Linked DNA regions of Homo sapiens: region 1 is linked to region 2. A link is a contact called in ENCODE Hi-C or POLR2A ChIA-PET data. All regions are on one chromosome and are shown on one strand. Each heading gives the region's core, a stretch centred on a gene start or an enhancer-like site at or near the end of the contact. The rest is flanking DNA. Distances are from core to core; before and after follow the strand shown. Region 1 holds the start of CGN (cingulin). Region 2 overlaps ADAMTSL4-AS1 (ADAMTSL4 antisense RNA 1).

The links. Hi-C counts contacts between places; a loop is a spot of excess contacts on that map. ChIA-PET counts read pairs that join two places held with the same protein, here RNA polymerase II (POLR2A).
Region 1: a loop to region 2 is called in a map with no recorded cell type, with 20 times the contacts of the local background. The contact joins the promoter of CGN here to the enhancer-like site in region 2. A Hi-C loop is called at or near these places in 1 of 37 single-sample maps with no recorded cell type. POLR2A ChIA-PET finds 5 or more read pairs at or near these places in 1 of 52 experiments (CD4-positive, alpha-beta T cell).

The regions. Positions count from the first base shown.
Region 1 is chr1:151,508,078-151,514,003 of GRCh38, reverse strand. It overlaps CGN (cingulin), which reads right to left and starts at 2,617. Exons shown (of 21, transcript NM_020770.3): 1 at 2,489-2,617. RefSeq lists enhancers at 82-657, 658-1,234, 2,097-2,236, 2,388-2,963, 2,964-3,540 and a silencer at 2,567-2,966.
Region 2 is chr1:150,566,775-150,573,075 of GRCh38, reverse strand. The region is part of intron 2 of ADAMTSL4-AS1 (ADAMTSL4 antisense RNA 1); the gene reads left to right. It also overlaps the pseudogene RN7SL473P and the pseudogene RN7SL600P. Among named protein-coding and RNA genes, the nearest start is that of ADAMTSL4-AS1, 4.6 kb to the left of the region's middle. RefSeq lists enhancers at 4,556-5,267, 5,369-5,758, 5,268-5,978. Within about 2 kb of position 4,400, at least 37 of the 41 ENCODE cell types and tissues checked have a DNase peak (open chromatin) inside an H3K27ac peak, as active enhancers do; they include CD4-positive, alpha-beta T cell, where a contact is called at or near this core.

The sequences.
Region 1 (5,926 bases), core at 1,368-3,867, 940 kb before region 2:
CAGAGACAGGCAGGTAAACAGTGATCAAGGGCCAGGCAACATGGAGTCCAGGGCCTGCGCCCTCACCAATGCCTGACCCTACTTTTCTCTCCCCTATCACATGTCCAGGGCTCTCCTCACCAACTGTACTCCAGGAAGAGACCAGACCACAAGTTGATTCAGGTGCATCTGTCTGCTTCTGCCTTTCCTGCCTGCAAGGAGTGGGAGAACACTCTACACCTGTACCAGACAGCCACTTCTCCCTGAGTTACTCATTAGCCTGCCCTGCCCCAATTCCATCACCTCTGGCCCAGCCATATGCATCTGGTTTCCAACTAGGAGTGACAGGGTATCTGGACTTCTGGCAGGAAGTGGGGGTGGGGTGGTTTCGGGTGTGTGGAGGAAGGACTGATTCACATAGGGCCAGGCAATATGCTTGATGCTAAATAATTGGCAGATTTAGAAAACGGGAGAACTTGAGGTATAGAGATTAGAATCCCCTCAGAGGAAACAAGGAAAGCAAATGGTCGAAATAGAAAAGGACAGCTCAGTGACCTTGATGATTTGGCACCCTTTTTCTCATAGTTAGAGATAAGAAGGTTCCCCGTGGATCCAAAAAGAATCCCCCAAGTGGACTCCTGCCCAGGTCCGCTGAAAGAGCAGAAACCTGAGAGCCAGGCTACAGCTGCTTGGCCAGTAGGGAAAAAAACACAATGAGGAACTGGGCCCCTGCAAACTGGCTGGACTGGTTTGAGAGGCAAGGGGAAGGGGAGGGCCGGGGAAACTACACTGGCAGCTTGTAAAGCAGACCAGAGAAATTCCACACCACGGAGGAGGCAGAGGGGCAAGACCACAGGCAGGGGCTCTCCAGCCTTGATGGCAAAGCCAAAGCTCTGAAGGAGAGGACAGAGGGCAGGGAGGGAACAGGCAGGAGGAGCAGATGAACAGGAACCTGGTGACAGGCCAGTATGTGACAGGGAGACTTTGTCTCCCTCCACCCCTCCCTTTGAGGTTCCCAAAGTTGCATTCCTGATCCCACACTTGCTTTGGCCACCTCCCTGGTCCTCAGTCCGCCCCTCCCTGGCACAAAGAGAAGAGCCCTACACCCCCATCACCTCCCACAAGGGGAATGGCATGCAGGCCAGCCTGGGAAACACAGGAAGGGTTCTAGGAAGCCAGAATCCTCTTAGAGTCGGGCAAATCTCTGGATTAGCAGTCCCCCAGAGCCAGCCCCCAGACTCCCAAACATCCAGGATGAAAGAAGAGATGCATAGGCATGTGTAGGCAGCCCATCTACAAACATAGCGGTTGCTAATTATTTCCCAATTACAACAACCTTCCTCAGGCAGGGCTTCAAAGGGGCCAAGCTAAGGTTGACTCTAGTTCCTTTACCTGCCTAAGGCAAAGAAATTTGCCTCCAGTCTTGTCTGGGCCCCAAGGTGCACCTTTCATCTGTCCTGGGGATTTGGAGTTGTAATTTCCCTAGTCTCGTGGTCTCCTGATGAGTCCTGCCTATTTCCTGCCCCAATAGTGCCTGCTGCCATTCTGACAGCCACCGCAGTTCAGGAGTCAGGGATGCCTGGAGGGCGTTCAGGGAGTAATGGGGATTCCTCCAGACATCAAGGAAATTGGTTGGGCTCCCAAACCTCATCCAATGGTCCCCATCTAGAACCACAGAAAAAATATGTGGGTACTTGGAGAAAGGGTTTGACATCCGCCCCCAGAAAGGGGCCTCCTGAGAAATAAGTATTAATATTTATCAATATTTTGCAGGACCAGGCAGGGCTCTTTGCTTCCTCATATCCCTCTCTTGGGGAGTACTCTCTCTCTCTCTCAAGAGGAAGAAGGAACGATTCTCCCTGGCACGAAAGCAAAGGACACAAAGTGAAAGCCTAATGGTTGTACACCTGGTGAAGAGATGAGGGTGCCCTCTCATCTGCCCCTCAGTGTCTCTGATTCGCAACTGCCTTCGGCCGGAGGTGAAGGGCTGGGGAAAAAATCCCACACCTCAGAGTCATCTCAAAGCCACCAGGGTGCTGACAACGGCCAGCTGAGACCGCAGGACGCAGGAAAGACCCTCAGGCGAGCAGCACCTGCAGATGCCCTCCCCTGGCGAGTCTGCACCTCAGGCAGCAGCAGTTCCCGACTCAGCTGGAACTAACTCCTTCCCCGCGCCACCGCTGTCTCCAAGAGAAATTCTGCCCCTAGGGCTGGCGTCTGACCTCCAGAGACATCTGGCGCTGAAACGCTTTCATGCGCTGGGAACAGCCTTCGCCCCAGGTGCCCCTCGCCTGGCACCTTCCTAGCCACCTGCATCTGGCACCTCAGGGTAGGGGTCGGCTCTTAATCAGTACCCCACCCCGCCCCAATCTCCCCTCCTCCCGTCTCCCACTCGGCACCGGTGCCCTGGAGAGGGGCATCTCACACCGCCTCGATGCCTGCCCCTCAAAGGTACCCCTGAAGGCTCGCTTTCCTCTCGGGTGCCCTGGCCCGCACCGGGTCCACTCACCCTAGCCGGGCTCCGCGCTCCCAGGCTTGCGTTCGGGCTCGGGCTCGGGCTCGGGCTCGGGCTCGGGCTCGGGCTCGGGCAAAGCAGCACGCGCAGCTCCGGCCCTCCCCCTCGTCCTCGGAGCTCCCTCCTTTCTCTCCCTCCCACCAACCTGTTACTCCGCTGCGGAGCTCCACCCCCGCGGGCCGTCAGTGCCCGCCCCGCCTTTCCCCGCTCCGGTTGGTCCGCTTCCCGTAGGGGGCGGGGCCTCCGGTGCGGGGACCGGGACCCGGGGTCTCCAGCCGCGAAGGGCGGGCCAGGTCACGTGGACCCACGGGCTGCGGAGCGTCGGGGCGGGGCGGCGAGGGGCGCGGAGGCCATTTTGGGGGCGTCGCGGATGGTCGCGAGTGACCGCCGGCCAAGATCCCGGGAGCCGTCGGCCAGAGCATCTTCTGGGCTCTGCTAGAAAACAGCCTCCTGCCTCCCGTTTACTCCAAGGGAATCGCCGGCCAGGGCCCTTTCTGTCCTTCACCTACCTCTGCAGGAACCAGAATGCTCTTTCGTCACTTTCTGCAGAAAATATCTCCGTTGTCCCCCGACGTCAGAGCCTCCTGCACCTCAGCTCGTCTCCCTTTTCCCTGACCCGAACCAGAACCCTGATCTTGGATTCTCTTTTATCTTGTGGCCTCCGCAATCATTTTGCAGCCTGACATCTTTTTCTATGTAATATTTATCACCTTCTAGTTAATAACATAATTTTAAAAATCATTTTCATCATTTTGCCTCCCGTCCTACGATAAGCTTCACCAGAGCAAGGATCTCTTGTTCTGTGCCTTGCTTCACCCCAAACGCCTACAACAGGGACTGGTACATACTACATGCTTAATAAATATTTGTTGACTGAATGAATGGAAACCGGGGACGCAAATTTACCAAAATAGGAATGACCTTCGTTCTAAACTGAAAGGGACTCAGTTGTAAATTTACCTCAGAGTTAGCCTCTCAAAAAGTAGGGATGCTGATCCCAGTTCCTAGAAAAGAGTAAAAACTAGGGGCTCTGCAAACTGCAGGACCGCTCATACCAGCTGCAGTTAAAACAACATTAAAGCTGGCATCCTAGCTGTTAACCGTTGAGATATGTAAAAAAGAGATTGACTTCGTTTACGTTGCTGGGCTCCGGATTTTGTTCTCATTTAGTTACAACAAATATTTACCCTGTATCTATTGGAGTAGAAGAGGAATCTTCGATGCAGCACAGATTCCGGTGTATTCTCGGGAGCTGGTTTCCGCCCCTCCCCAAGCCTTCAAAAGCTAGGTGTGGGTCCTACAGAGTAAAGTCCACTTACCAGCTCCTCAGCTGGGATGCAAAGTCTCTGCATTCCAGAGCAAGCTGTATATAAGGATTAGGGCCATCAAACCGGCCTGTTCCCTGGGGAGGAACAGCAAAAAACATGTAGTGGGGGTGGGGACAGAAGAGGAAATGTCCTTCCAGGAGCGCACCTCCTGAACACTGGGTGGCTTTTAAAAGACTTTTTTTTAAAAAATTTTTTCTTATTTTTCTTTTATTGTGCAGCCTCCTGAACCAGAATAGGTTCAGAGACACTCCCATGGGATGGTTTTTGGTTTGGGTTTTTTTTGTTGTTTTTTTTTTTTAAGACGGAGTCTTGCTCTATCGCCCAGGCTAAAGTCCAGTGGCGCAATCTCGGCTCACTGCAACCTCCGCCTCCCAGATTCAATTGATTTCCGGCTAATATTTTGTATTTTTTAATAAAGACAGGGTTTCACCAGGCTGGTCTTGAACTCCTGTCCTTAAGTGATCTGCCCACCTTGGCCTCCCAAAGGGCTAGGATTACAGGCGTGAGCCACCACACCCAGCCTGTTTTGGGTTTTTTTGTTTTTGTTTTTGCTTTAGTTTTGTTTTTTTCATTGAGACGGAGTCTCACTCTGTCACCCGGGCTGGAGTGCAGTGGTGCAATCTCTGCTTACTGCAGCCTCAGCCTCCAAAGCTCAAGCGATCCTCCCACCTCAGCCTCCTGAGTGGCTGGAACTTCAGGCGCCCACCACCACACCGGGCTAATTTTGGCATTTTTAGTAGAGATGGGGTTTCCATGTTGTCCAGGCTGGTCTTGAACTCCTGAACTCAAGCGAACCGCCTGCCTCGACCTCTCAAAGTACTGGGACTACAGGAGTGAGCCACCACGCTCGCCCCCACCAAGTGTTTGTAAGGAGATTTTTTTTTTTAATGTGGGATATTAAATTGACTCAGATATTGGAAAGGCGGAAGCGCCTAAACTCCCCTAGATAACACCTTAGCAATTAGGATACTTAGTATATTTGTAGTAAATACCAATTTGGGTGGTTACCCAGCACCATGAACACGAATTACAAGGATAAGTGGGAGCCTCTGAGTCACCGCCTTCGTCATCTGTTCTTCAAGGAAGCACTCAGTCTGAGAGGTACATCCAGGCACAAGTGACAAAGGCGACACCCTGGTCTTTTTCCAGAGTTCAGAAGACAGGTGATCCCTCTCCTTAAGAAATGCTACAGGGCCAGGCGTGATGACTCATGCCTCTAATCCCAGCACTTTGGGAGGCCAAAACAGGAGGATAGCTTGAGCCCTGGAGTTGGATCGCTTGAACCCAGGAATTCAAGACCAGCCTGGGCAACACAGTGAGACCCCATCTTTATAAAAAATAATAATAATAAAATTTTTTCAAAAAAGAAATGGCAAAATTGGCCAGTTTATAAATACAGCAAAAACAGAATTTATAGCAAATATAATACCCAGAAAGAAGAAATAACACTGATAGATGTTAAAGAGAGAAGTTTTATTTTATGAAATGGGATAATAGAGAAAGTTTTAGGTAAATTGCAGGTTTCATCAAAGAAGTGGATTTGCCATCCTCGCTAACATGGTGAAACCCCGTCTCTACTAAAAATACAAAAAATTAGCTGGGTGTGGTGGTGGGCGCCTGTAGTCCCAGCTACTTGGGAGGCTGAGGCAGGAGAATGGCCTGAACCCAGGAGGCGGAGCTTGCAGTGAGCTGAGATCTAGCCACAGCACTCCAGCCTGGGCGACAGAGCGAGACTCCATCTCAAAAAAAAAAAAAAAAAAAAGTGGATTTGGAACCAAATTCCTCTCCTGCAATTCTTTCCTGAATTCTCCAAGATTCACTGATACCACTAGCAACTCTACTGAATTGTTCTCTCAAAGATCACCCGTTTAAGGCCGGGCACGGTGGCTCATGCCTGTAATCCCAGCATTTTGGGAGGCCAAGACAGGCGGATCACGTGAGGTCAGGAGTTCGAGACCAGCCTGGCCAACATGGTGAAACCCTGTCTCTACTAAAAATACAAAAATTAGCCGGGCATGGTGGTACATGCTTGTAATCCCAGCTACTCGGGAGGCTGAGGCAGGAGAATCGCTTGAACCCAGGAGGCTGAGGTTTCAATGAGCCG
Region 2 (6,301 bases), core at 3,151-5,650:
TAATCAGTAGTCAGAATTATCAACACTTTGCTTTATTTGACACAACCAGACTTTCTCAGTTCCTGTTCTGTATCTAGAGCAACGTCTTCATACTGTTTTTTCACAAAATTTTTATTTAAAACAGTTGTGACAGCCGAAGGATTTTTTTTTTTTTTTTTACAAAATTAAAATGAAATAACTTGTACAACTGGTGCGTACCATGGCTCCAGCCAGATGCCCAAAGCACTGGCTATTAATTCCTGGAGTTCAGATGGTCAGTTGAGTCTATCCTAGTTTTTTGCTTCACTTGTTCAATCATGGAACTTTCTAGAACGCTGCCACTCTTCAAAGGCTTCTCAATTTCAAATTTGAAAACTTAATTCTCTCCCTCTTAGTTTCAAAGTTGTTACAGTGTTATCTATGTGAAGTATGTGGAAAGTTGGGGGCTGGGGATTTTCCTCCAGGCAGATTAAGAAACAGCTCTCCGGGTCGGGCGCTGTGGCTCAGGCCTGTAATCCCAGCACTTTGGGAGGCTGAGGCAGGAGAATCGCTCGAACCCGGGAGGCGGAGGTTGCAGTGAGCTGAGATCATGCCATTGCACTCCGGGGCCTGGGCGACAGAGCCAGACGCTGTCTCAAAAAAAAAAAAAAAAAAAAGGCACGGTGACTCACACCTGTAATCCCAGCACTTTGGGAGGCCAAGGTGGAGGGATCATGAGGTCAGGAGTTTGAGGCCAGTCTGGCCAATACAGTGAAACCCCATCTCTACTAAAAATAAAAAAAATTAACTGGGCATGGTGGCGGGCGCCTGTAATCCCAGCTACTTGGGAGGCTGAGGCAGGAGAACCACGTGAACCTGGGAGGAACCCCGGAGGTGGAGGTTGCAGTGAGCCGAGATCGTGCCACTGCACTTAAGCCCAGGTGACAGTGTGAGACTCTGTCTCAAACAAAATAAATACCTCTCTAGTGAGGTGGCTCACGCCTGTAATCCCAGCACTTTGGGAGGCCAAGGCGGGCTGATCACTTGAGGACAGAAGTTTGAGACCAGCCTGGCCAACACGGTTAAACGCCACTACTGGTGGCGGGCACTAGTAGTCCCAGCTATTCAGGAGGCTGAGGCAGGAGAATTGCTTGAACCCAGGAGGTGGAGGTTGCAGTGAGCCAAGATCATGCCACTGCACTCCAGTCTGGGTGACAGAGCGAGACTTCCTCTCAAAAAAAAAAAAAAAAAGGCCAGGGGCGGTGGCTTATGCCTGTAATCCCAGCACTTTGGGAGCCCAAGGCGGGCAGATCACCCGAAGTCAGGAATTTGAGACCAGCTTGGCCAACATGGTGAAACCCCGTCTCTACTAAAAATACAAAAATTAGCTGGGTATGGGGTCACGCGCCTGTAGTCCCAGATTGCAGTGAGCCAAAATCACACCACTGCACTCCAGCCTGGCGACAGAGCGAGACTCCATCTCAAAAAAAAACACCTCCGAAAATTTGGTGTCCTTTACTAATAATTCTTGGGAAGTAGAAAAAGGATATACGTAGCAAGCTTTTGTTCCCACACTATACTTGGTTTCTAATTTGCAGTTCCCTTCTTGACCTGCATAGAATAATAGTTATTTTCCATTGGGAAATGAGAAATCTTCAACATTGAGGTAAGTTAGGATTTTTTTTTTTTTAAGAGGTGGGGTCTCACTCTATTGCCCAGGCTGCAGTGCAGTGGGACTATCACGGTTCACTGCAACCTTGAACTCCTGTGCTCAAGCAATACTCCCACCTCAACCTCCAAAGTAGCTGGTACTACAGGTACCTCACCATGCCTTGTGTTTTGTTTTGTTTTGTTCATAGAGATGGGGTCTTGCTATATTGCCCAGGCTTGTCTATTTAGCAGGAGCTCTAGGCAGCCAGATGTTGAGAGTGTCTTCATTTTTCCATTACATGACAGTAGACTGCTTATTATGTATCATGAACTGTTAGATAATGGAATTATAAAGAGATCATTCTTCCCCTTAAGAAACTCAAAAAAAGAGGCCGGGTGCGGTGGCTCACGCCTGTAATCCCAGCACTTTGGGAGGCCAAGGCGGGCGGATCACAATGTCAGGAGTTCAAGGCCCGCCTGGCCAATATGGTGAAGCTCCGTCTCTAGTAAAAATATAAAAATTAGCCAGGTGTGGTGGTGGACTCCTGTAGTCCCAGCTACTTGGGAGGCTGAGGCAGAAGAATTGCTTAAACCCGGGAGGCCGAGGTTGCAGTGAGCTGAGATTGGGCCCCTGCACTCCAGCCTGGGAGACAGAGCAAGACTCTGTCTCAAAAAAAAAGAAAAAAAAAAGAAACTCAAAAAAAGATTGGGGAATAGTTCAAAAGAAACATGACAACTAACTACACATGTCAAAAAGCTATAAAGGACATGGGGACATTTGCGGAAATTTATGGATTGTATGTTACTACTGTATCGATGTTAAATTTCTTGAGTATTATACCTTGTTTTTAGGAGATGCATGCTAAAGAATTTATGCATAACGAATCCCATAATGAGAATGCAAATGTGGCTAGATGTTAAAGTTTGTGATCTAGCTGGGTGCAGTGGCTCATGCCTGTAATCCCAGCACTTTGGGAGGCTAAGGCAGGCAGATTGCTTAAACCCAGGAGTTTGAGACCAGCCCAGGCAATATGGTGAAACTCCATCTCTATAAAACATAAAAAAAATTAGCTTGGCATAGTAGCACGTGCCTGTGGTCCCAGCCACTGGGGAGGCTGAGGTGGGAGAAACGCTTGAGCTTACGAAGTCGAGGTTGCAGTGAGCTGAAATTGTGCCACTGCACTCCAGCCCAGGCAACAGAGTGAGACCCTATCTTAACAAAAAAAGAAACACACACACACACAAAGTTTACAATCTAGTAAGAGTCATAGACATGGACAGAAATAATTAGAAGGCACTGTACAAAGCATTGTAGGGTTGGGAAAAAGCAGGGTGACAACTTCTAGACGTAGAGGGTGGTAAAGAAGGCTTCATAAGAAATGTGAGGTTGGACCTTAAAACATGAGTAACGAGGCTGGGCACGGTGGCTCATACCTGTAATCCCAGCACTTGGAGAGGCTGAGGTGGGTAGATCACCCGAGGTCACCAGTGTGGCCAACATGGTAAAACCCCATCTCTACTAAAAACACAAAAATTTGATGAGCGTGATGGTGCACACCTGTAATCCTAGCTTCTTGGGGGGCTGAGGCCGGAGAATCACTTGAGCCCGGGAGGTGGAGGCTGCAGTGATCCGAGATCATGCCACTGCACTCCAGCCTGGGCAACAGAACGAGACTCAAAAAAAAAGATGAGTAAGAAACACGTACCAAAGCATGGAATTGGGAAAGACCCTCTGGGTGTATGGAGATGGGAGAAGCAGGGATGGACTGTGTAGGTAATTTTCTTATTCCATCTTCCTTCCCTGCCTTCTTTCTCTGCTCGCCGCTCTTGGTCAGTGAATACTGTATGACTTCAGTTTTTCCCATCTCAGGCCTTATATAAAAATATTAGAGCCAGGCGTGGCGGCTCATGCCTGTAATCCCAGCACTTTGGGAGGCCGAGGCAAGCAGATCACCTGAGGTCAGGAGTTCGAGGATAGCCTGGCCAACATGGCGAAACCCCATCTCTACTAAAAATACAAAAAAATTAGCTGGGCGTGGTGGCTTATTCCTGTAGTCCCAGCTACTCGGGAGGCTGAGGCACCAGAATCACTTGAACCCGGGAGGCAGAGGCTGCAGTGAGTCATGATCACGCCACTGCACTCCAGCCTGGGTGACAGAGCGAGACTCCATCTCAAAAAAAAAAAAAAAAAAAATTTGGCCAGGCACAGTTGTACGTACCTATAGTCCCAGATATTCTGGAGGCTAAGGCAGAAGAATCACTTGAGCCCCGGAGTTCAGGGCTATAGTGTGCTACGTTGATCTGGTGTTCACGCTAAGTTCTGCATCAATATGGTGACTTCCTGGGAGTGGGGGACCATCAGGTTGCCCAAGTAGGGGTGAACCTGCCTAGGTTGGAAATAGAGCTGGTTAAAACTCCTGTGCTCCTCAGTAGTAGAATTGCACCTGTGAATAGCCACTGCTCTCCAGCATGGGCAACATAACAAGACCCTGCCTCTTAAGATAAAATTTGGAAAACACTGATAGGAAAAAAAGGCTCTTTGGTCTAAATAAGTCTGGACTGGGTATAAATGACACACAACTGGATGGACTGTGTTTAGGAAGTAGAAAAGACTCAATTGCTTCCTGTATCATGTTAAAGTGGTGACCCTAAACACACAATCTCAGGATCATAGCCATCTTTGGATCTAGACTGAAGGAGTTGGCATTGGCAGGCCTGGTTTGAATAAAGTTGCTCTTTTAAGAGCATCACCTAAGGTAGGTCACTGGAGCCTCACTGGTCCTTCACCCTCTAGGTTTTACATAGTCAGGGAAAGGAACCAAGGTTTTGCCTAAGAGCACTATGCTGTCTGCAGAACAGAATTTTAATAAGAGCTTCCAAAAGTTATTTAACTGGAACCCTAAGATACTGAATGGTGGCTTCCACTCTCCCTGATCCTGTTCCCGTGGGAGACTCAACTATTGCTATTCCCATCCTGATTCAAAAAACCAGTTTGCTCTAGCTGCCCAGACTTCCCCACAGGCTGCATTCTTGCCCATGAGCTCATTGTTTTGGCTTCTTTGCCTGTATAAGTCTACTGCCAGTGCCAGAGGTCTCAGCCCGGGGCCCCCTAACTAGCTGGGGCTGCATTCCATTCAGAATTTCACCACCCCCACTTGGTGTTCTTCCCGCCCTCATGTGGTCACATGTGTATGTTTACTCAAGTTAGCCTGGGACAAGGTGTGCTGGGATAGAGAGCCAAAGAAGCAGAGAAGGAAAAGAATGTTTAACTGTTAGGTTTCATCCTGGATTAGATTTCAGTAAAAATGCTTTCAGTTCTGTGCCCTAAAAAATGTTAATTTTCTTGTCTGGTAGGAGGAGCTGGTTTTGAAAATTTTGCTATACATTTCATAGTCTACCCTACTGGGCTGGTTATGACTCTCAGGTATTCAGATTTGAAGGCGAGAATGCGGTTAATTCTCCCTGGGAAACACCGCATTCACATGCATTTTATTCCTGAAGCTCCTATGCCCAGATCTATCAGGCCTGCCTTTCTCAGCTCACAACGCCATCCTTTAGGTTGCCTGGAGCAGTTCCCACCGTCTCCGGCCCTTGGTGGAAATGGGGGGAGGGGAGACAGCTGGCCTGCTGCAAGGGAGCAGCTGTTCGGTTTCACTGCTTTGTTACTGAACTTTCCTGAGGGGAGGATACCTTGTTTATTTCCTTTTGCATGAGAGCCCAAATCTAAGGAAAGTGGGGCACACACCTCAGGTGAAGGGCTATGGGAAGAGCATTTCTCTTACTTTGCAGAGTTTTGGATTAATACTAGATGCTTAAGCGGTATACTCCTTTCCTCCACCCCCCTCTTCTTCATCTGTAAAAACAAAACCAAAAAACAAAACTGCAGGCTGCGGCTGTGGGAGGTGACTTTTTTTCATTTCTCAGAAATCCCTCATGAGGCAAAGCAGAGAAACAGAAAGAGGGAAACAACTTTGTGTCAAAATGAGGTTGTGTGTGTGTGTTTTGAAATGAGGTGGCTTGTTGTCAGCTTTAAGGAACAACAGCTCTGCAGAGGAGCCTGGTGATGGCGGGGAGGAGTGCTGGGCTACCTGCTTCCTTGCCCCTTGCCCCACTTCAAAGCTGGGTAGTTGGGGTCAGGTATGAAACAGGATGGAAGTCGCTGTATCTTCCTTTCCCCATCATGAACCATGAAAGATGTATCAGTGCTACTGTATGAAAGAAAAATTTGACCAGTCGCGGTGGCTCATGCCTGTAATCCCAGCACTTTGAGAGGCCAAGGCGGGTGGATCACCTGAGGTCAGGAGTTTGAGACCAGCCTGACCAACATGGCAAAACTCTCTCTACTAAAAATGGGGGTGGTGGTGTGCACCTGTGGTCCCAGCTACTTAGGAGGCTGAGGCATGAGAATTGCTTGAACCTGGGATGCAGAGGTTGCAGTGATCCTAGATCGTGCCACTGCACTCCAGCCTGGGCCAGTGAGACTATGTCTCAAAAAAAAACTTAGTAAATGCTTGTGGCTTACCATTATACATAAGCCTATGTTTGCAAGACAGTGTACCTTAAACAAAGACCAGGAATACTGTCATTTCCTGGACCCAGGAAAATTGGCCAGGCGCAGTTGCACGCGCTTGTAGTCCCAGATATTCTGGAGGCTAAGGCAGAAGAATCACTTGAGCCCTGGAGTTCAGGGCTA